Linked DNA regions of Homo sapiens: all the other regions are linked to region 2. The links are chromatin loops, found by intact Hi-C in ENCODE. Cell type or tissue: mammary epithelial cell. All regions are shown on one strand. Region 1 has its middle 200 kb from the start of ACTL7B. Region 2 has its middle 280 kb from the start of ACTL7B. Region 3 has its middle 220 kb from the start of ACTL7B.

Region 1 (8,000 bases), 71 kb after region 2:
ATCATGCACGTTTATAAAAATGGTGCATCAGGATACCTCACTTACGCCATGGAAAATCATCTCTTCCCTCAAGGGACTGCTACTATCTCTGCTGACTTCCATGGTAATATTAAGGTTTAGATTCTATGTGAGCATTAGTCTACATGGGATATAGATTTTCTTCCCAAAGAAATTTATGTCTGTGGACTGAAAATTTATGAAAAAGTCAATAAAAGCTATGACTCTTGGTTTGCTCTAATTCTCTCTACAAGGTGGCAAAGAATCTAATGGCCAACAGTGCTTAAAGCTGGCATACTCCTCATGTAATAGATTTGGTCTAAGAAATCCATATGTGCACTTTGTCAGAAGCAAACAGATACTTATTCTAGACATCAGGTTGGCAAACATCCAAATGTATAGTTTGGGAAAAGTAGGTGAGAAAAGTAGAGAGTCCATAGTAAATATGGAGTGGACTACATACTATCAGTAGGCATGCTTTCAAGAACTAGAATGAACAGCCGACAGCAACCCTGAGTAATTTTCCTTAAATGTCAATCAGTCTCCTTCCAACCGTGGTCATCCCAAACGGGATGTCTTCATATGTATACATGTGTGTGCATATGCATGTGTATGTAGGTGTAAGGAATGATGCACCCAACAGAGCTAGGTTCTAGTCAGGCACAATTTGATAAGGGGAGACAGAAAGGAGAAATAATACCTATTGAGTATCCCTATGCGTCAGAACGATACTATGTCATTTATCTTTGTTTTGTTTTGGGGTTTGGAAAGGGGTTGTTTTTGATTTTTTGGGTTTTTTTTTTTTTAAGTTTTTCCACAAAGCAACCTTCTACTCTATTATCCTGGTTTTCATATTTACTTCTCATAAGAACCATGGGAGGCAGGGATTATGATCACTGTACTAGAAATAAGGAACCTAAATCATAGCAAAAAGGAAATGACCTGCCCAAGGTCATGCAGTTCATGGAGAAACTGAGATTGAACTCAATCTGACTGCACAACGCATGCTCTTTCAAATACACCCCACTGCTGAGCTTTGATTCTGCTTACTCCCCACTTACTGTGGGCACCACAGTTCTGACTATAAATGGTGCATGGGTCTACCTAGTTCAGGTAGTGGTACCTGAAGGGACTTTAATTCTATGAGGGCTTTGCTAGAATTTAGCTTTCACAGGAATAAAGATTGGGTCTGTTTTATTTGCGACTATAAGATAGAACCTAAAATAGAGCATGCGCTCTCCAAACGGTTTGTTTTCTAACGAATGAAGGAATGAATGAGCATGGTTACTTCTTTATAACAAGGAGGCTATGCTATTTTCAGAGAATTTTCAGTGACTCTACCTATAATTTTTTAGATCTCAGCTTGGATCTCTTTAATATACAAAGCCTTTCTGCAATGTGTTTCACAGAAATCCACAAGTGTCCTTTTTATTATTATTGTTATTCCTGATAAACTGTCCTATATTGAGCATGTACTATGTTCCTAGTATTGTTCTACGTACTTACATGCATTATCTCATTTAGTATCACAATAACCCTACAAAGGAGATACTTATTTTATTCATGAGAAAGCTCAGGTTTTGAATGATTCAGTAAGTTGACCAAATGTTTCATAGAAGTTGGCCCAAAATTGCCTAATTCCAAAAACCAGTGGTGGACCTAGTAAATTTGACATCTGAAACAGATCATTTTATGAAACGTTCCCTCTATACAATAAAATTACTTTTAATAATTACCACTGAATAATTATTTTCTTTATTCTTTAGCTTTAAAACAATTAACAATTCAAAAGAAGGATAAATTTCCATTTTAAGCATATTAGGCAAAACAGTAGAATATTTCAGATATGGACCAAAACTTGTACGTAATACACAAAAATATTACACCTCACAGTGAACACTCTGTCTCACTGTTGCAAATTTCCAGCACAAATACAACCTCCAAATGGTCGTGTAGACTAAAACAATTGATGTAGCTTAGATTTTGCTTCTTTATCCTTATAATAACTGTGCTGTCATTATTTATTTCCAACCTTCTGTTTAAACAACAGAATAGGTAGTGCTACAGGCGTTAGAGACATAAAGCACATCTGAAACAACCACGAAAGATTCCAAAACGTTATGAACTTACCCTCAAAACCAATGCATGTAGCTGAGTCCTTGTGTCCTGAACACCAACTGTATAACTAGGAGTTCTCCAAATTAACCTTCATGTAGAAAACAATGGACATAAAAGCCTAAGATATAAAACTGTGCTAATATGAAGCTTGTATATTATTAACAGTCATCGTAGTAGTTGTTTAAAACTTAGAACAAGAAAAGATTTTCTCATGGAGTGTTTTATCATTGGCATTGAGATTTTTGAGTGCATGGTGATAATAAAAAGCAGACTGACTTTTAGTCTGTTTTATTATTGCTTTTAAATCCTCTACAGACCACGCACCTCATCCTCACCGGCACCTCAGGTTGACCCCTCCATCAGCATCACCCCTGCCCTTGGTAAATCACTGCCAAGGGATGTTCTTGGTCTCCCTGTCCTGTTTGCTTTCACTATCTATGCCTTGAGCTCCTTTTTATGAGTCCTTAAACATGTGCAAATCTCAAAATGGAAGGAAAACTAATTTCTCTCCAAATTAAGCCCTATAAAGACCTTCTTGCTATTAGAAAAAAAGAATAATTGCTGGCCTCAGCCATCTTGAAGATCCACCACAAAAAAAGCTGCCTCATTGTAGCAGCTAGAGTGAAAAATTGTCTGTTCTGCTGCCTAGTTGTTTCACGCCTTCTTACCTGTGAGATACAAGCATAAACTAGAATGATCTGGAAAAGTAGCAAAATCATTATATTCACTTTTTATATAATGTAAAACAAAATCATCATTCATGTACTTTGCTAACGACTGAACAGTACCCCTGAATCCGTCTGAAAATACAGCTTAACATAAAATATTAAATGGACCACAAATTCAAGCTAAGATGGAAAAAGTAGGAATAAAAAGGGATTTAGACTGATGTAGAGTAATCAGGAGGATTTTGTGGGGAAAAAATAGTTTTGCTTTAATTATGTTTGCATATTATATGGTATCATATATCCAATATCACATATGTTAGAGAAAATTCCTAGTGTTTATATGGTCTCAAGTAATATCTCATAAATGAATGAATTTATAAAATAAATATTATTTACACGGAGTCAGAATATTTTGTCATCTGTAACTCTTTCTTCTAATATGACTCACCTAAATTGCAGCCCAATTATAATATTAGTCTTCAGGGAAATTTAATCTCTTGACAATCTTCTTTACTAATCTTCATTAATCCCCACAGTAAACTGAGATTAGTTAATAGATCATTAACTTGCCTATTTTGAAAATGGCAATATTGAAACATGGTGATGGGGAGTCATGCCCTTGAGTGCCTCAGGGTGGGTGACAAGAAAGGAGGTGAGGGCGGATCCCTAAGACTTGCTGTCACCAACTAGGAATGGAGCTCAGGGAGGAGTCAGGAATCTCAGGTGTGAAAAGCACCTCCAAGCGCATCCAATATCATGTCCCCACCAGAGCCTTCAGCCTCCATCAGCAACACCTCTGAGAACAGTGAGCTTACCACCTCTTGAGTTGGATCATCCTACTTTTGGACATCTGTAACTAATTTTCTTTAAGTCTTCTTTATGTCAAGCTAAACTCTGTTGCTTTACATCTTCTACTCATTGTCCCAAAAACAAACAGAACATGTCTAGTCTTTCTTCCACCTGAGCTATCTACAAAAATATGAAGGCAGTTGACTGACCCATTTCTTTCAACTCTTCCTAGGGTGCTTTAGTCTCAGATCTACTCACCACCCTAGCCACCAGCCTTGTCATAACTTGCCCATCAGGAGGGAAACTTTAGTGGTTAAAGGCACATCTCCTATAAAACTGGACATCAGACGTCCGAGAATCTCTGCTCTAGATCTTCCCAGCCAAGCCAACTTGCAAATCATTTTCTAGCAACCAAAGTGATCTTGTGTAAGGTTACACTGATTTAGACCATGTCCTGGAGAACATAAAATATAAAGTGGCTCTTCAGCCAGGGAAGAAGGAAGCTCTGGTCAGAGGCCACCACCTTATTAAAGAGAAGAGAAGAGTATTTTTCTCTAAAAATCATTTTGCATATCTATTTATTATAATACATAAATATTGTATTTATGTATTATACAAGTGATGTGTATAAAAATTAAAATGAAAAAACACCCTGAATTTCATCAGCCAAAATACTTTTTTCATTTTTCTATTTTTCCCACCAATTACTGCCCACGTGCATAAATATATTTACATTTTATAATCATAATATAAATATAATTTTGGATTCAGCATGTTAAATCTAACATTATACGTTTTATCCATCTTGTTTCATGGTCTTTACATATCATAATGGAAGCATAACGTCTCTCAGAAAAGATAGATAATAATTTACTTCATTATCTGTTATAAGGCTTTTAAAGTCATTTCCAAAATGTTCTTATCATAAACAGCAGTGCTACAAACTTCCTAATGCTTATAGCTTTGTTATTCTCAAGAATAATTTTCTTGAAACAAAGTACCACTGTCCTCATTTTACTGATTACTAATCAAAAAGGATAAGCATTGTTATGGCTCAAAAATATTCTGAAAATGAAAATTAGTTTTTAAATGGACCTGTTAGCCCTGTAAGGTCAGAATCTCTATCATTTACTGGGGTTCTACCACACATAGACTCTGTCCTGAGGGAATTAAGAGAACAGTTCAATTTAACATTCAGTGAAAACTAAGAGGAAAATGTTGCTTTACCCATGTGGGAGAGAAGAGGAAACAGGTTTACAGAAATGACATAATTTGTATGAGGTCACTAAGCTAGAAACATTGAGAGACAATATCATCAATTTAGGGTTGAGGATTTGAACTCAGGTTTTTGTTTGTTTGTTTGTTTGTTTTTCGTTTTTTTGTTTTTTTGTTTTTAAGAGACAGGGTCTCACTCTGTCACCCAGGCTGGAGTGCAGTGGCATGATGATAGCTCACTGCAGACTTGAACTCCTGGTCTCAAGTGATTCTTCCACCTCAGCCTCCCAAGAAGATAGGACTCCAGGTGTGCACCACACACCTGGCTAATTTTTTAAATTTTTGTAGAGATGACTTCTTGCTATACTGACCAGGCTGATCTCCAACTCCTAGGCTCAAGTGATCCTCCCACTTCAGCCTCCCAGAGTGCTGGGATTACAGGCATGAGCCACCACGCTAGGCCTGAACCCAAGTCTTTCTGGCTTTAAAACCCACACTGTTAACCACTGTTCTAAACTGTCTTCGTGGGTGAACTGCCACTCATCAGAAAATCCAGGAATGATAGAAATAACCATCAGTCCTGCAGCTGGAGAGGGAATAGCAGGACAAATACCTTGTACCTCACAGGAGTCAATAAAAAGTGATTCAACTGAAGAGGGTGGGAGTTCTGGCTCTTTGGACCTCTTTGGTCCCTTCCAACCTGAAGCTTCTCTAGTCCTTGCTTCTTGTATTTCCAATCTATAATTTAATAGGATTGTCTTTTTGGTAATTCTACATCCAGTAGGCAAGGTTTAAATCTGGTGTTTTGGAATTGAGATGCAGGATAGAAACGGAAAAGCCCAGGCAGAGACAGGAGATGTGCTGTCCAGGAGGAGACATCCCCCTCCTACCTGCTTTCCTTCCCCACCAAATCCACTGGCTGACACAGGGTGCATTCAGATTGCAGGGGAAGAGGAGGCCGATGGATGAGGTGGGGACAGAGGGAAACGAAATGCCTGTGTGTTTGCTTAAACCCATATTAAACTAACCAGGTATGCAATGTCTTTGCATAACCCTCTTACTAATAAACACATGAGCAACTAGATTGCATCTGGAATTTTGCAAAATAAAATAGAGACAGTCCCTGCCCTCAAGGGACTCCTGGTCTGAATTCCACACAAAAAAAATGCAAAATTGGGCTATGGAGGCAAGCCTGGCCAGGGAGACAAGGCGATGACCAGAGGAGGTCACCTGGGAAGGAAAGTTTGGGAATCCCCAAACTTAAATTGGAGCCCTAGCTCTGATTCCCATCAGTGAAATAAGACTAATTATAATCACCAGGCAAGACTGTGGTGCATGAGCATTAGGTGAAATAAGTATAGAAAAAGGGCTCTGTAAATTATGAGGAAATATGTGAATATAAGCCAAAATAAGACTTGAGGATTGGAAGTAGAATTCCCATGAACATGTCCTCTTTACTCTGTGGATTGATAATCCTCACACCTTCCCTTAGCTCCATTGTTAATTCTTTATTAATATTCATTGAGTAGCTGCCCACTACCTGCCACCCACATGTACATGCATTAACTTTAATCCTCCCAAAAAACTGCCAGGTAACCACCATAATTCTCAATATACAGATAAGAAAACATGGCTCTGATGAAGATAATAGATTCATAACTCATTTTGCTCATTTCATCATCTTTTCATAATTAGTCTGTTTTTTGCATTTTTTATATACCTCTATGAGAACGTTGACTTTGGGTATCAAGATGCCAGTCCAATTCAATAATTTACTTTATTTCAGTACTTCATTGGTTCAACCAATATTTACCAAGTGCTTAATCAGGTGCTAGGGATGGTGCTAGGTGCAGCAGGTATCATGTTATGCAGAAAAGAGAAGGTCTTTGCTCTTTCAGAGCTCACATTCTAGATGGAGAAGACAGATAATAAATGAGGAAACAAATACATCAACATGATACTATCAGGCAGTGACAGGTGCGATGAAGAAAATTTAAATGAATACTTGAATCATGACTAAGAGAATGAAGTTGTCATTTCCCTTACTAAAAAGTTTATATTTCCCTCAACAAAACTTAAAATGGAGTGTATATGATGCCATTCATCTCAGTTCTTCTGCTAAAGACAAATGATCCAAGGGCCAAGGTAAATGCTTCCTGTTACTGAGATAGAGTGACATGTTACTGAAAAGGAATTATGCACATCAGAAGTGCACAATTGCATCCAACAATCCTCTTTAAGACATTCTTAGTCATTTGCACCTCCTGTCAGGTGGACCACCAGCCTGAGGCTATGGAGTAAAATGGAGACAATTCGCAAAGTGTTCCTGTCTCCAAGTTCTATAGCTGCAGTGTAGTTAAATCCCACATCGCTGAGTATGATGGGGTCTATAACCTGCATGTTTCATGTAAGGAACACAGCCATGTAGGTAGCACTACTGTCAGAAATACAACTGGGGCACTCCGAGCCAGTATGAGAGGGAGACAAATATCATGCAAGATCATCTTAGGGAAGTGTCCATACTCATACCAATTCTTGGCTAAGTCTTCTTGGTTTATTACCACTGAAAATTTGTTTGGTTTAGTTGATTATGCTGTGAAGCATAATATGTACTACAATTTTCTGTGGCTTTCTAACGATCAAGATAAATTCCAAAACATCAAGTGTAGCTCCTAGGCTATGACATACGCAAATCTTCCTGATATGTTGCCAACAGAATGCCTAAGATAATGTGATTACTGTCTTTGAAGAGAATAATTCAACTTGTTTTTTCTTTAAAAAAATTACTCTCAATAAATAACCCTCCCTGAGAGTTTACTACTCCCTGGGTGGGGAAGTAAAATAGCAAGAGCAGAGTCTTTGGAGCTTAGGAAATCTAGGTTGAGACATATCTCTGCTATTTCCTGGGTGAGTCATCTTCTATAAGCTACTTATCTTCTTTGAGACTCTGTTTCCTCATCTATAAAATGGGGATAAGAATGCCCATCAAGCAGCATTTTTGTAAAGATTAAATAAAGGAATGGGCATTCACATATATCATAAAAAACAAAACCCTGGCCTGGCACAGTGGCTCAATCCTGTAATTCTAGCACCTTGGGAGGCTGAGGTGGGTGGATTGCTTGAGGATAGGAGTTCAAGACCAACCTGACCAACATGGTGAAACCCCATCTCTACTAAAAATACAAAATTAGCTTGGCGTGACAGCACACGCCT
Region 2 (8,000 bases):
TATAGTCAGAGTTCTAGAATCTTGAAGTTAGAGGAGACTTTCCAGTTATCTAATTAAGCCCTTTAGTTGAACCCAGATCTTGCAGAGACCTCTGTTCCTCCAGCTACATGGGGGGATGTGACCTAATCTTTCACTTAGGGACAGGAAGGGAAAAAAGATATCCACATTTTGCACTGAAGGGGCCAGCCTGCTCCCTGTGGTGGCCCAGTTTCATGGATATGTCTTCCAATCATTCGTTTCACAAATTAGCACCTCCCTAATATATGCAAAGTGTTAGATATGGTGGATTCAGGCCCCACCTTCATGCTCTCCCAAATTCAAGGTCCTCCACCTTCCCTCTGCAGCACTTGTCCACTCTAGGACATGGGACAGAGTAGGAAGTTTCTCTGAGAAAGCCTTCTCCCACTACCTAGGACTCAAGGGCAATGATGATCCAAGTGTACTCTACAGAGGACCACAGTGCCTGTAAGAGGATCTGACAGGGCAGTCATCTCCATGATGCCCTAGCTGTGGGGGCAACCGAGAAGGAGATAGACTTTCCCTTGAGTTCCAGCTCAGTTCAGATGGGATTGGGACACTCCGTACCGCCAAGCTCATGCATTACTCACCTTCTGCACAGGTAGGTGGAAGGGAGTTTGCCACCATGGTGTTTCCATGGGCTTTGACATGTAAGGGCATTCTTTTAAGCCCAACAGGCAAATACTCCTTTGAGAAATGAGGCAACCAATTTTGAAGGGAACCTACCTGTGGGTGGATATGAAACAGTTAAGTTGCAAAATCCAAAAGGAGTACCAAGTAGGCGATTTTCACTCCCAGCTTCTGCAGCCCATGGAGACCTTTGCAGGTGGGAAATGGGAATCCACCATTAAGGCAAGAACTTCTGGGTCGTAAGAGAGGCTATTCCATGTGGCACTCAAAACCAGAAGTCATTTTTCCCAAGTAAAGCCAGAAATGTTTATAAATATCCCTCCAATCACCAAAGCACAAGAAACAGGGAAGGAAATATTTGCATATCAGAGCGGATGGGGGTTAGCGCGGACCTCCTAAATATAATCAGTTCACACCAATCTATATGGTGCCAAATAGAAACTGTTCACAGTGGTTATCAGTCCTCGGTGTGCACAGGAGTCACTTGGGACACTTCTAAAGATTATAGACAACTAAGCCCCAAAGCTTCTAATTTAATCAGTCTGTGCCAGGGCCAGGCATTGATGTTTTTTAAATGATCCCCCAAGCGATTCTAGTATCTGGGATGCAAACTGCTGAACTTGCCCAACAGAAGTCTGACGGGCACATCTACGCACACATGAGAACAGACTTTGAGCAGAGAGGCTGAAACCCAAGCTTGGACCCTCCAATCTGCTCTCCACTCAGTCGCCAGAAGGATCTTTCTAAGAGGGGGAGCTAACCACCCCCACTCCCCTACTTAGAACCATTAAGAAGTCCCCATGGCCTACAGGGTAAGACCCTCCTTAGCAGGACCTATAAGACCTCTCATGATTCAGCTCCTGCCCTTCTCTCTCTGCTCACACGCTGTGCTCCCACTGTGTTGAAATATCAAGGTTTTTTTTTTTTTTTTTAGGTCTCTCCTAAAATTTCTTTCTGCACTCTCACACCAGACTCACATACTTATCTTTCAAGGCTCAAATTGAAAAGCTCCTCTACAAAGCTTTTCTAACCAGCTTCTCATTTCTCCAGTAGAACAGCTCTCTCTCTCTCCTCCATCCCTCATGTATAGACTACCCTTTCAACATGTTACTGTGATCTTAAGCACACTCATACTGCTCTGTCAGTACCTATTACTGTGATTGGTCACTTGCCTGTATCCCCAATAAAATGGAGCCCCTTGAGGGCTAAAGGTCTCATTCATACCTAAAAACCTAAATCAGTGTACAGCCTGGATATACCACACTCAGTCCTAAGATCAGGCAGATCCCTAAGATTTGTAAGGCCCGGGACAGAAGTTGAAACAGAGGCGCAAGTAGCAAATGGCTCAACTATTGAAAAGTTATAAGTCAAGCTAGCTTCCTGTTGACTGAAATATGCTCTATTCTCCTACCATGAAAAATATGCATTATCAATCTAGAAGGCTAGGCTCAAGTTTAGACTTCTGGGACACCTCAGGGCTCTGCACTAGAACCAGGAGACACAGGAGAGAGAGCCTTGCCTTCACCCTGAGCTGCTTTCTTCTTTTCCATGCATATCTCTGTCTTGCAGTGCTCTGTCCACCTTCCATGCATATAACTGGTTGCTCTAGCCCTAATGTCCAAACGTCATCTGTGTCTTCCCCAAACACTCTATATGACCACTTTTCAGGCCCAGGGGTTCACCAAGTGATGCAGTCAGCCCAAGGACCTGGGAAAGAGGCTCACACAGGACCCAGAAGTAGGCTCTGAGTTGTTGGGGCATAAAATTCAGGGTTCAAACTATCTGGAGTGTGGTCTAGAAGAGGTGGAGGGGCACAAGTCCTGGGTGTGGATGGGTCTTCCTCTTAGACAAATGGTCTCCTCCATCCATGGGGACAGGTACAGCTGGAGGAGGGCCAGAGGGGGGCCCTCTAAGTCTTGGGGCCCAGGGCAGGGATCCTTCTTGTACAAATCCAAGGGAAGTTCTGCTTAAGACATGTTAAGCATCATCGCCTCCTTCAAGAAACTTCCCTGATTCCTCATGCTAGGAAATGTTCCTCTCTACATTCAAAGCATCTTGTGGGTATTTCAGATTCTTCACTTAGCCCGGTGTATTACAATGATCTGTTCCTAGATCTGTCTCTCTCTCTTTGGAGCTTCTTAAGAACATGAACTGTATCTCATTCCTCACTATGGACCCTCAGGCATCCTGTTCAGAGGGATGGCACAGGGCAGGCACTTATCCAATAACCAGTGAATGCATTCATGAAGCAGATGGTGGTGGAAGGAGAGGATACTGATCATATCCAGACACTAACTCCCTTTACCTCTCCAGGTTAAGAGTTTTACCAGTGACCTTTTGAAGACTGAGTGGCAATTAACATTGTAATTGAGATAAACTCTAGTCACACCTATGGACAATTTATGATTTATCACATATACATTACCTATGAAGAAACAGAAGTGCTTTATTTCCTACTGAAATTCCAATTTACAAATGACCTTTTTGCTGTCTTAATAAAGTCACACACACACCCTCCAAAAATGACACTCTCGGGTACTGTTGAGCAGAAGAACCAAATCTTAAACACCTAAGGTAACTTCTGAGCAGGCCGTGCGAGCAGCGCCTCTCACCAACAGGACTTGAACTGAGCTACTTCCGAATAAGGAAGAAGGGTCCTTTCTCCTTCTCACATCTGTCATTCCACAGGACATTCAAGACCTTGTTGATGGGACCACTTAGGAAAAATGGTTTCCCTCCAGTAATGAAGGCCTCCATAAATCTCTGGATGATGACAGAAGCAATTTGCAGATGAGATTAGAGTAACTCTCCTATGGTGATATGCCTTTTGCTTCATGTAGCAGTGGCTGAATCCTTGGTCTGTTGAGTTGGGATTTTTTTTTTCATCCTCTGCCAATTTACCCAAAGATGTTCTGAAATTGTGCAATTGGCAAACTGTAATAGCCTGCACCCAGGGAGCGGCAGGGGAGTGACACAGTGAGTCACAGACCACAACAAAGCCCTTCCTGGCATGTCGGGCTCTCTTGGCAAACCCAGAGGATGTAAAATTGACAGTAAGACAAGGAGCATCATTGTTATTTGTCAACAAATTGCAATGACCATTGCAAGGTCTTGGCAGCCCCACACAGGGAAGCCTAGAGGCAAGGAATGGGGGAGCAAGTCAACAAAATGATGGAAAACCCCTGTCTCCCAATGAGCAAGTGTCAGACAGGTGTGTCAATAAGAATATTTTTTCTGACCCCAGTGACCTATTTCTCTGTCATGTTCAACAAAACAGAAGGGTGCTGCTTTAGTGGCAGTGGGAACCTCAGATGCACATGAATAATTAACTGGCCTTGAAATAAAAAGACTTAAATATCCGACCCTATTAGCTACCAGCTGTGTGACTCTGGGCAAGTCGTGTGATATCTGAGCATTTGGTTCCATATGTCTGCAAAATTCCAGTATCGTCAACCCCACCCAACTCATGAGATTGTTGTAAATATCAAGCAAGATAAAGAAAGTAAAATGAGTTTATAGGTACAAAACTCAGCACAAATCATATTTCTGGTTTTTTTTAAATTTATTTAAGATAAGACATTGTCCAAAAATCAAATCCAGGAAAACTGGACAGAATCTGATTTGATTGTATTAGGTTCATAGAAACAAATGCATTTACAAACTAATGTCAGGTGTCAGAAGGTCTGCTCGTTGCTATATAGTCTACTGCCACAATGGAAAACTTAAAGAAAGTATTACCTCTTGCCTCCTGTAAAGGGGCTTAGTACCAGTCCATCTGCACAGCTTCATTCTTTGAGATCTAAGCCTTGGGTTCAAACTTCCTCTCAGTCAACATTTTCTAAGCACTTACTACAGGCCAGGCCCTGTGCTGGCCACTATGTAAACAAATACAATCAAGACAGCCATGTTTCCTGCTCACTATGGGATGGGGGAAGGAGACAAACCATTCAGAGTGCTACATGTTGCAGGTACCTGTATATAAGGTACAGAGAATGGGAACAAAAGTCAGGAACAGCTATTTCTGCTTGTGCAAACAAGGAAGCTTCAAAATACATATACCTACTATGTGCCCATAAAATTTTTTAAAAATAAACATTTTTTTAAAAACAGCTTCAGAGAGGAGATGACTCTTGAACCAAGTCTTAAAAGATAGGCTGACTTTTACCAGGCAGATGGTAGCTCGGAGGAATTCCCATGAAGCTAAGAGATCAAATGCCTGATACAATCCTACTATTCAGGGAATCAAAAATTATCTGACCATGGGAGGGAAGGGGCACTCTTAGAGAAAGGTGAAGGGAGAGACAAGGATCAGATCACTGCAGTCTTAATAGGCAAGCTGACCTTTACCCTGTAGGTAATAGGGATCCAAGGAAATGTTCTAAAGGTGACTATGACATGATTAAACTTTCACTTTAAAAAAATCTCTCTGGTGTGCTTGGAATATGCCTTGGAAGAGAAAGGTGCCTACAGGCTGGAAAGCCAGCAAAAGGGTGATTTTCCTGCTTGTTTTTTAAATATATCAGCACCCTTTGTTCCAAGCCAAATCTTAAGTGGGCCCTCATGGTGTGACACAGATGAAAGCACAGCCGCTTGGTGGAAGGTAGGATCTAGGGCCAGGAAGGGGGCTACTGGGCCTCCTTTCAACAGCACGATCATGCCTGAGCCCCCTCTATAAAGTCCTAGGGCCCTGAAGAAAATGATGTGTGTCACTGTGTTAAGAAGACAACAGGAGAGGCCCCGGGGAGAGAGGAGAGAGGAAGAGGAGCAGAAATGTAGACAGGACCCAATCCACAGTTCCTGGTGATGGACTGACTACAGGAGGCAAAAAGGAGGAACCTAGGAACGAATTCAGGGTCTAACTGGGACAAGGGAGAGGACGAGGGCGTCTCTCATGATGTTGGGTGAGATGAGTTCTGACACATCAGGTGAGAACTTCCAGTGGGCAACTAAGGGGGATAATCTTAACTAGAAAGAAAAGATGTGGCAGTTAAGAGCAGGACCAAGAGAATCGGTAAGATCACCATGGAAGAGTGGGGACAGAGAGCAGAGAAGGGGGCCTGAGATAGACCCTCAAAAACCCCTGGAGGTGAGGAGTAGGAATCTGGGAAGAGAGGGACAGAAATAAGAAAATGGGGATAAAGACCCCAGAAACCAAGAGGAGAGAGTATCTTGAGGATACAGAATGTGTCCCATGAACCTGCAATGTGGGACAGTATCCCAACTCACACAGGGTCCATCAAGCTAGGAGACAAGGTGTTGCCAGCGTGGCTAGGACTGAAATGTTTACTGGAGCAAGAAAGACACTCACTTTGCTTCTTGGGAAGTCACTCTTCTTACAGCCAGAGCTTAACTTTCCATATGTCATATCCTTAAAAAAGAGAGTCCAATGTTGAATAATTAGGCAATATTCCCAAGGAAGGAGTAGTAGTTGAGAGACTATGAGGATTCAAAGAATTTCACTGCTCATCTTGTCCAGTTATACTCACGTTAAGTGGTCACTGCATTTACCATTACCTAATATGAGCAATAATGATAATATAAAGATTATCACAGTGCTTTGCTGCTTCATTTGATCCTTCCTCACAGTGTTCCTACCAAGTGGTAAAGTGGTAGCTCATCTTCCGACAAAATGCTTATAACCTCACAGGGCAACTCATCACATTTTCAGAATATCTCTGCTTTAAAAAAAAAAGTTATTTCTGGGTTGAGCTGGGCTCTTCCTTCCTGTAGTTTCCACATTAGTTCTGCTTCTTAATGCCAGACAAAGCTGATTTATTTGAAGATAAAGACTGTGTTCTCCCCAATCTCTCTTTTTTCAAATAGAAACATAGGCGGGGCACAGTGGCTCTCGCCTGTAATCTTAGCACTTTGGGAGGCCGATGTGGGCAGATCACTTGAGCTCAGGAGTTTGAGACCAGCCTGAGCAACACGGTGAAACCCCATCTCTATAAAAATATAAAAATTAGCCAGACGTGGTGGCGCGCACCTATAGTCCCAGCTACTTGGGGAGCTGAGGTGGGAGGATCACTTGAGCCCGGGAGGTCGAGGTTGCAGTGAGCCATCTTTGCACCACTGCACTCCAGCCTGGGTGACAAAGTAATACCCTGTCTCAAAAAAAAAAATAGTTTAAAAGAATAGAAATATAATCAACTCCTTCAACCATTCATTCAACCTTCAATCATGAGGCATGATTTTGAGTCATTTCATCATCCCTGATAGATCTCTGAACAGAGTGACATTGTTTAACCTTTAAGATTGGCATGAAAAAGACAGATGATTCAGCTTTTCAAGTGTCCAGGTAGTAACCACGTAGCCCTAATCTGAAAATGCCCCCTGGCCTCCATCTGTTCACCCAGCTCAGTGCCTTCGCCCTCTCTCTAACCATTCAGTCCTTGCTTTTTGTGCCCAGTTCCTGGAGTGGGGTGATCCATCCAGGTGTTACTGCTGCTAATACCTCTGCCTTTCCTCCCACCCCACCTTTCACCTTTATTTTAAATAGTTGGAACGAGAATAACAACCAGCAGTCACTTACTATAGGCAGATGCTAGGAGAGGTGCACTTTCATGCGACTCATATCATTTAAGTCTCATGACAACTCTGCAGGACAGTAACTTGTTCAAAGTCATGCACAAAATAAGGGATGGAATCGGTATTCAAACCCAGGTCTTGCTGAGTACCAAAATCCCACACAGAAAAATCTAGAGCTGCCCTGTTCAATACAGTAACCATTCACCACATCTGGCTATTGCACCTGGGATATGTGGCTGTCTGAATCGAGGTGTGATATAAATATACACCAGATTTTGAAGACTTCGTTGAAAAAAGAATGCAAAATATCTCACTGATAATTTTTGTGTTGATTATGTGCTAAAATAACTTTATGGATATATATAAAATATATCCTTAAAATTACTTTCACTGCTTTTTACTTTTTCTTTAATGTAGCTGCTGGAAATTTTTAAACTATTTATGTGGTTTGCATTTTATTTCCTTTAGACAGCTCTCATCTAGAACACAAGAATAAAAAGTCTCAACTCTTTGGAAACTGCTATCTTGATATAAGAGCACTTAAGGAGTAGCTGTTTAAGTAGTCTGGCATTGGATGGGATATTGTGAACAGTGATGCAATCAGAGCTTTACCTCTCTGTATTCTGTTGTTGTCTTGTGTTTTATTTTGTTTTTCAGTCTTCCCAGGGCTTTGTATATGAGGTGTAGTTTATGAACAAAAGAGATAAATTTATATCTCTTGTATCCATGAGTACACGCATCTTTTCCTTTAAGGTGCTACAGTATGTCATATTTCACATAACTGACTACACTTGGATAAAACCATGTGTGTTTAAATTGTGAAT
Region 3 (8,000 bases), 55 kb after region 2:
TTCACCTTCCATCATGATTGTGAGGCCTCCCCAGCCATATGGAACTATGAGTCCATTAAACCTCTTTCTTTTATAAATTACCCAGGATCAGGTATGTTTTCATTAGCAGCAAGAGAATAGACTAATACACTACTTAATATGTGCCAGTCACCATCCTAAGTGCTTCATAATAATCATCCTCATCTTCATAACAATTGTTTGAGGATAGGTAGTTTTATTATCCTCATTTTAAGATGGGGAAACAGAAGCTCAAAGAAGCTAATCATTCACCCAAAGTCACACAGATGGCAGGCAATCTTACACACCATGTTTCACTGACCACAGAAATGTCACTAAAAATTAAACGATGCCTACAGTGACATGTTTAAATTGGGAGACTCTAAACAAACTTATCTTAAGAGCCAGCTAGCTAAATGGCTCTGCTCTAGGCCTCAGTTCCCTTCCCTATAAAATTAGAGAGAAATTGTGATATAGTGGTCTTTGAAGATGAAATCACACAAACCAGTATTTCCATCAGAGCTTCATTATTTTAATGAGGCAGTTTCCAATACACTGCCCTGTTGTCACTACTCATTCTTATAAACTATTTGGTGAAGATAGAGGGCACTTTGACAAGTACAATGATGACTGGCAGAAAAATACCATAGGCACAGGCAGAGGACATAAGTTCCTCTAATGTAGATAAAGGGTGGAATGATTTAGCTGTATGAAAGCAGCTGAGTGACGCAGTGGGCACAGCTTCATCATCCCCATTAAGGGAAGGAAGAGCTGCCCAGCCTTCAATCCCCATAAAGCCACCTGCTGCTGACAATATTACTCAACTAAGACACCCTTCAAGAAGTCCTCATGTCTGTACCGGGGTCCAGACCTATTTTGTCCCCCTCTACTGTTCTAAGGATTCTGTTCCCATATCTTCCTACCCACCAAGTGCACAGAATTATCACAACCATGTCACAACCAGCCTACATTGTCTATGCTTGAGGAAGGGAAATGTCCACTTCCAGGTGCATTGGTCTTACCTGAATTCTCTTCATAAGGTAGGCAGGGAATGAGTTCTATCTTCCAGCTAAGGAAACTAGCATCTTCAAAATCGAGTAACCAGGAAGATGGACCAGCAACATATGGTGGGAAAGCACAGTCCACGTCTCCCAACAGGTCAGAGTCAGATCCTGCCTGCTCATTGAGTGACCGTAAGAGCTTAGAAAGATAACTGGTGAACGTTATTTCCATGAACTTGGGTCCTTACTTGCAAAATGTGAAGAATATCACCCTTTATTCACTGGGACTCTGTGAAGATTGAGATAATGTATATAAAACCTCTAGCATTGTGTCCAGGACATAGTAAGCCTCCACAAAAATATTATTTCCCTCTTCATTTCTTTTCCCAAATCATGTTATTTGGGGAACAGTTGAAGGAGTATTTGGGCTTTTAGTTTGGAAAAAATGAAGTCTCAGAAAACAGCAGAAAGATGGTGAGCAGAGGAGAAGATAGTCTCAAGAATTGTTCTAGGTAGTCCTCAAAGACAAGAATAAAATTGGATGCACATAAGTTCTGAGTTAGGGGATGAGAAGGATGGAGGTGACGTAAAATTTAGTTCACCATAACAGAGAACATTCTAGTATTTGGCTGCTGTGAAAGTTTTCTGAGGAAACCAATTTTCATCTACAAGTTATGATCTTATGAATGATTCTGTTCATTGGAATTGACAAAAAGCTTGATCATTTCAGCCACGGTGGCTCACACCTGTAATCCCAGCACTTTTGGAGGCCAAGGCAGGCAGATTACCTGAGGTCAGAAGTTTGGGATCAGCCTGGCCAACTCAGCAAAACCCTGTCTCTACTAAAAACACAAAAGTTAGCCAGGTATGGTGGCAGGTGCCTATAGTCCCAGCTACTTGAGAGGCTGAAGCAGGAAGGCAGAGGTTGCAGTGAGCCAAGATTGCACCACTACCTGATAGAATGAGACTCAGTCTCAAAACAACAACAAAAACCAACTTGATCATTTCAAAAGGGCAACTTAAAACTCTTCTGCAAGCGTAACAGACACTAAGAATCTACCCAGAGTTACAGTATAAGCCTGCAGATAATCTCTGTTCCAAATCCCCCCACATAGGATTAATTTTTTTTTTGAGACGGATTCTTACTCTGTCACCCAGGCCAGAATGTGGTGACACAATCTCGGCTCACTGCAACCTCCACCTCCTGGGTTCAAGCAGTTCTCCTGCTTCAGTCTCCCAAGTTGCTGGAATTACGGGTGCATGCCACCACGCCTGGCTAATTTTTGTATTTTCAGTAGAAATGGGGTTTCACCATGTTGGCCAGGCTGGTCTCAAACTGACCTCCAGTGATCTGCCTGCCTCAGCCTCCCAAATTGCTGGGAATTAGGTGTGAGCCACCATACCCAGCCCACATAGGATTATTCTAATTAAAGGTCATGGCTTTCCTTTTAAGTCATGATTCCCAGGAGTCATTCTAGAGTCCGGAGTGGCCTCTTCATTTCCCCAGACCAATGCATCATTTGGTGCTTATTAAATAGTGAATAAATGAATGAAGCAAATGACTAAATGAATGATAACTGGTTTCTATCACTTGGAATACATATTTGGTGCATGGTGTTTCTGTCTATTTTCATCATTTGATTGCAAGCATCCTTGACAAAGATGACAGTCACCTCCCAAAATCTGTTGTTTTCCCCCTCCTTAGTAAGAAAATCCCAAACTCCTGAATTTATTCAGAGCAACCATGTACACAGTTAAAGGACTGTATTTCCCAGCCTCCTTAAAAGGTGGATGTGGCCTTTTTACTAAGGCTGACCTATGAGATTTAAGTACTATGTGGTACTTCAGGAAGTGTCCTTAAGAGGAAGGGAAGGGTCCTCCGGTCTTCCCTTCTTCTCACTGCCCGGATTGTAACAGGTGGAGCTCCAGCCACCATCTCAGGCTGTGAGAACAAGGCCACGCCCTCGGGATGGAAATGTTATAACCTGGATGGAGTCCAAGTCCCTGATGACTCTGTGAAGCTGCTGTTGCAAGCACAGGACAACCTACTCCCAGACTGCATTTATGTAAGAAAATAAACCCTTGGATGTTTAAGCTGTTTTAGTAGGGACTCTGCTAATCCCAAGGGACCCTAATCCTAAAACCCACTTTGGTTTTTCTGGTTGTAACAACCAAATCCCAGTGACTCACAGTGCTGCCCCTAACACGTAAGTCTGGACAGACAGACAACCTCCCCTGAATAATTAGTAGCTGAATACATTAATCACAAAGCCGATGTTTTCTGCAAGACTGCCCTTTGACTTTTATTACTTTATAAAATATTTTTCTCTAACAAAGCCTGCCCGTTAACCCTCCTCTGACCAACAGCTGCTGTGCCCCTTTTAGAACAATGCTCAGCGTCATGTCTGCCATTCTGCCCAGTGACGCCTCTCCCCTATTTACCCACCTCAGCCAGTGCTTCTAGTTGGAAAATTTCACAAATACCAGTTCACACTTGCTTCTGATTCTAGGGCCCAAAAATGCCACAGTTCTTGAATGGAGAGTCATCATGACAGTGACTCAACCCAAACTTGAAAGCGAACTTCCACCACCACAGGATTAAACTTGATGGGAATTTGGGGTGTTGGCCTGACATACCAACCCCAGGAACGTGACTCTTTACTCAAGCCTCATCACTAACATCACACATAAGATGCCAAAATAATTTCATTATGTTCCCAGCTATCTATGGTATAATCATGACATTTCAGAAAATGCCTGTCCTATATCCCGGTGCTTAACTTTGTTTTTACATTGAAGCCACAAAAGACATTTCACGTGTGGGGCACTGCTCGAGCCTCTGGATCCCCACGTGATTCATAGGTATGATTTCTCACTTGGGTAGAAATCCATATAAGGTCATCTTTGCTTCCTAAAAATCAGAAAACTCTGTCGCTCTCATGAAACCACTGAAGAACAATTCTGGCTCTAGTTCCCACATTCCATCTGGTTATGTGTGTGCCTGCCTGGTGGCCTCCCTCAACTCTGTCCCCATCGACAATTCTGCCAGCCCCTCACATCCAGACCATAAAAGCCTTCAGAGAAGAGACGCACCTTTTTCTGACTCTATGATGTGTGCATAGTAGGAATTCGACTCACCTTTATTTAATTCAAGTTTTTTACTTAAGAATATTACTAAGAGATTAACCTAATTATAAGATATATATTATATGTATATGAATATAAAATTAATCTAAAGTACTAGGAAATCTCTGAGGTGTAAGCTTCCAGAAAAATCCCACCTCAGTTTGGGAAGAATACTATATACATGTACTCACTCTCCTGCACACACAAGGAAACGCATCCATGGATTTCATTTAGTCTTTTTCTTCCTTTTACATTTTTTTCTTCCACTTACATTTTCCTTTTTCACCTCCCTTGTGCTTCCATAATTCTTATCACCAGCCAAGTGAAGGTTATTCGTAAGCTACAGTCAGATAAAAACAAGAGTGAGCCCTCCTTAGACCCCTTTCCTGGGAAGGGCAGCACATACTCAAGGCATCAGGATAAGGGAGCTTGTTGGGTCACACGCAGTTCAGCCTTCCTCCTTGCAAGCTGATGAAGGAGGCTTTTATTCCTGAAGGACTTTTAAAAACAAAAGAGGAACTCGAGAGAAAAGAACCCCATCCTGTAGAATGAATTGTATACAGTTCATTATGTCCTTAAACATAAATACCACAAACAAGCTACAAATAATTTACCAGCCAAGCCACACTGTGGCTCTGGTATTAACTACCAATCCCTGGTATGAAGCCCTTAGACAGCCCTGGTTTTGCTCCTCCTCCTTCTGTGGAGTTCTGCTTCTTATCTGCTGCCCCTCCACTTTGCCCCCTGCAGGTTTACTTCCAGAGACTTTGCCTCCTTACAGGAGAGTTGGCAGAAGTCCTACAGAAAATTCTTCATCTGTCCATGGCCATACCACCCTGAATCTCATCCGATCTTGGGAGCTAAGCAGGGTCTGGCCTGGTTAGTACTTGGATAGGAGAAAATTATCCATCTCCTGTCAGCAGATTTCTTTGTAGTTCAGACTCTTAAAAAATAACTCAGCTCTTCAGCTATAGCATTTTCTGGGCTCTTTGATATTATCTCTCCCTGCATCACAACCTGGAAATTACTCCAGGCAGTAAACCGGAACATTCACAGGGCTCATCTCATTTGTTTCCTATCTCTTAGGGATCAAAGAGACTTCAATGCCTGATGTCCAGTGTCATGAAACTGCTGTTTCATATATTTTGTCTGGTTCGGGAGGTTCTTTTAAGCAGGTGCATAAATCCAGTCCCTTTACTCTCTCTTGGATTAAAGCAGAAGGCCTGGGTTCACTTTTAAAACCAAATTGCAAATAGATAAAACAAGACAAACTAGATGTTGGATGGATCAATCGATAAATAGATCGATGGATACATAGATAGATCTGACATGAGATAAACTCACTCAGATATCTGTAGAACAGATTTTGGTATTAATTTGGGGAAATAATTACTAGGTCACTTTTTTTGCTTGACACCGAATTTCTCTTTAAATACAACAAAGCAACACCTGTTTAACGAAGTAAATCATCCTTAAGTCTTTTCTAGTTAAAGGCAGATACCCAAACATTTTTCCAAGCAAAGAAAGTCATGCACATCCATCCTTGGACATCCAAGTCCAAAATGTGCCAACATCCACTGTGAGGGATTGTCTGGGCTATTCATTCTCCTCCTTCTCTTTCAGTTGTTTCCCATGCTTCTCCTGGATATTCCCCTTCCTTAGCAGAGAATAACCCCTCTGAGATTGTTTTTAAGGACGTGTTTTGTGCTTCTTGGTTTTGTTTCTGTTTTGTTTCCCTTTCCAGTTTTTTCTTGGGCAAACATTTCTTACTGTCCTCCTTTTGCTTGTGTTCTGGTTCTTTTTGAGCCACATAACATGTTGTTAATCATGAAATCTCTAATTTACATCAGCAAGTAGGAACATCTTATGTTCTGTGGATCCTATTGTCTCGGCTCTCCTTTTCCCATGTCTTGCTGCCTTAGAAAGTTCTTCTCCAGGAAGTAACCCTCATTAGATGGGCTCAAAGGGAGTCGTGAAAGGTGCACAGCATGGTATGACTAGACCAAAAGGCAGCAGGGATCCCTGGGTAGGCCTTTGCTGCTTTCCTTTGAATCACCAAATGTCAGCATTTAAATCTGTCCTAATTATTTCCTTCTCTGTTTGCTGCTGCAGCGACCCTTGCAAATGCAAGAGACAAAACAGATACGTTTCACTTAGCTGCCTGCTAGACCCACAGACAGCTCTTCGACATGCCTTCACTCTTTCGGTAAAAGGTGTTACACTACTCCCCAACTTTCAGAGGAAAGAGATTTAAAGGGTTGGCCAACAGTCCTGGTTTGCCAGGGACTGAATGGATTCCCAGGAATTGGGATTTTTAGTTTTAAAACAAGTCTTCCTTATACACAAGAGCAAAGATCTCTCTAGGATCTATTATTAGAAGTAAAATTTCTGGTAATGAAGAAATGTACATATCTTGAATTTTACAAATTTTGTGTCCACCAGTATGTCTGTGGGTATTACACATGCTTAACAGCATGTGTAAGATACTAATTTGCCACATCCTTGCTGCCACTTTACACTATAGATAGAAAATAGTGTATCATGTATGATTTAAATGTGAATCTCCTCACTACTAGTGAGGTTGGGCACATTTTCATAGGTTTATCAGAATGGGTTTCCTCTTCTATAAACTGCTATCCATATCCTATTTACTCATATTTTTTATGAATTGTCTTCTGTTTATTGATTTGTTAATGTTATTAATCTGTGCATTAAACCTTTGATTATGTGAGTTGAAAAAATGAAGGAATAAATAAAACCAGTCAGTCCTGTGCAAACTAGGATGAGCTGATCACCCACCCTAGAGCTTCCTGGTTGAATATTATGGCATTTCTGGTTCACCTTAACAATGATTTCCAGCTACAGAAGAAGGATAATCAATGCAAAAAATTAACCACAATCACGTTCAAAGGTAAAGATTCCCAATCACTGATTTCTCTAAGTACTGAAAACCGGACTGCATAGTAGGGCAGTTTGGGAAACATTCTAGATGTCTTTAAACACTTTTACTTGTTTTTCAAAATATTTCACAGTGTGAAAAGTATTTTCCTGCTTTATTACTATTACTATTATATTTTCAAGCATTACTCCTATTTTAAGACACAAATTTTGGAGCCACTTTATTGGCCAATGCGATGGAATACCTAAAAAATATTGTCTGGGTTACAAGCACTTTGTTTTATACCAAAAATGTCATAAATCCATTGTGTAGAAAAATACCAACATGCATACATATTCGTTAGAAAAATACCAACATATAAACATACATATTATATTCAGGTACAGACACATTAATGATTATTTCTACGTCCACAAACTAGAAAGAAAGAAATGTTGGCAGAGTTTATTTTCCGACAAGTGGGATGGCAGACTATGCTCTTTTTTAGTTGTTTGCATTTCTAAGCTTATAAGTATGAATAAAAACAAAGGTCAATAAAAAAGAAAAGGACCTGGAATTCAGAATTTTGTGAGGTTAGAAATTCAATTTTCCCTATTACAATTTTTATAATTCCTTTTCGTGCAATTATGCTTACCCTTTTACTTGGCTATGACTTTATTTTTGTGGAGCATGTAGAAGATATTTAATTTATTTCAACGAATCCCCTATGTTTGCCAATTAAGTTCTTCCAACAAATCCTCTATTACTGGTTACTTAACATTTCTAATGAATGGCCTATTATCAGATATATAGCTATTTCATTCTCTCCTTGTCACAAAAAGAAGGAAGCCCAAGAACTACAAAATCACCCTTGTAATGTACCAATACTGGACTTATCTGGGGAAAAAAAAAATGATGATTGTAAACTTTTCATTTTTTTACCAAATCATCATTCCAGCCACATCACTGTGTGGCTGACTCTCTTCATCAAATGGCTT

What was found. A loop is a pair of places that touch in the nucleus more often than their neighbours do. Peaks named below come from ENCODE experiments on the same cell type or tissue, not always from the same donor. Only the 100,000 strongest peaks of a DNase experiment are listed, where the experiment ranks them.
Region 1: a loop joins it to region 2, with 3 times the contacts of the local background. A loop is called at or near these places in 2 of 110 quality-filtered maps.
Region 3: a loop joins it to region 2, with 4 times the contacts of the local background. A loop is called at or near these places in 5 of 110 quality-filtered maps.

The regions. Positions count from the first base shown.
Region 1 is chr9:108,647,177-108,655,176 of GRCh38, forward strand. No RefSeq gene overlaps it. Among named protein-coding and RNA genes, the nearest start is that of ACTL7B, 200 kb to the right of the region's middle. In mammary epithelial cell, no CTCF peak of the experiment used is centred here; a DNase peak (open chromatin) is centred at 3,865.
Region 2 is chr9:108,576,521-108,584,520 of GRCh38, forward strand. No RefSeq gene overlaps it. Among named protein-coding and RNA genes, the nearest start is that of ACTL7B, 280 kb to the right of the region's middle. In mammary epithelial cell, no CTCF peak of the experiment used is centred here; a DNase peak (open chromatin) is centred at 3,641.
Region 3 is chr9:108,631,376-108,639,375 of GRCh38, forward strand. No RefSeq gene overlaps it. Among named protein-coding and RNA genes, the nearest start is that of ACTL7B, 220 kb to the right of the region's middle. RefSeq lists an enhancer at 2,884-4,083. In mammary epithelial cell, no CTCF peak of the experiment used is centred here; DNase peaks (open chromatin) are centred at 2,996 and 3,576; H3K27ac peaks cover 2,475 bases.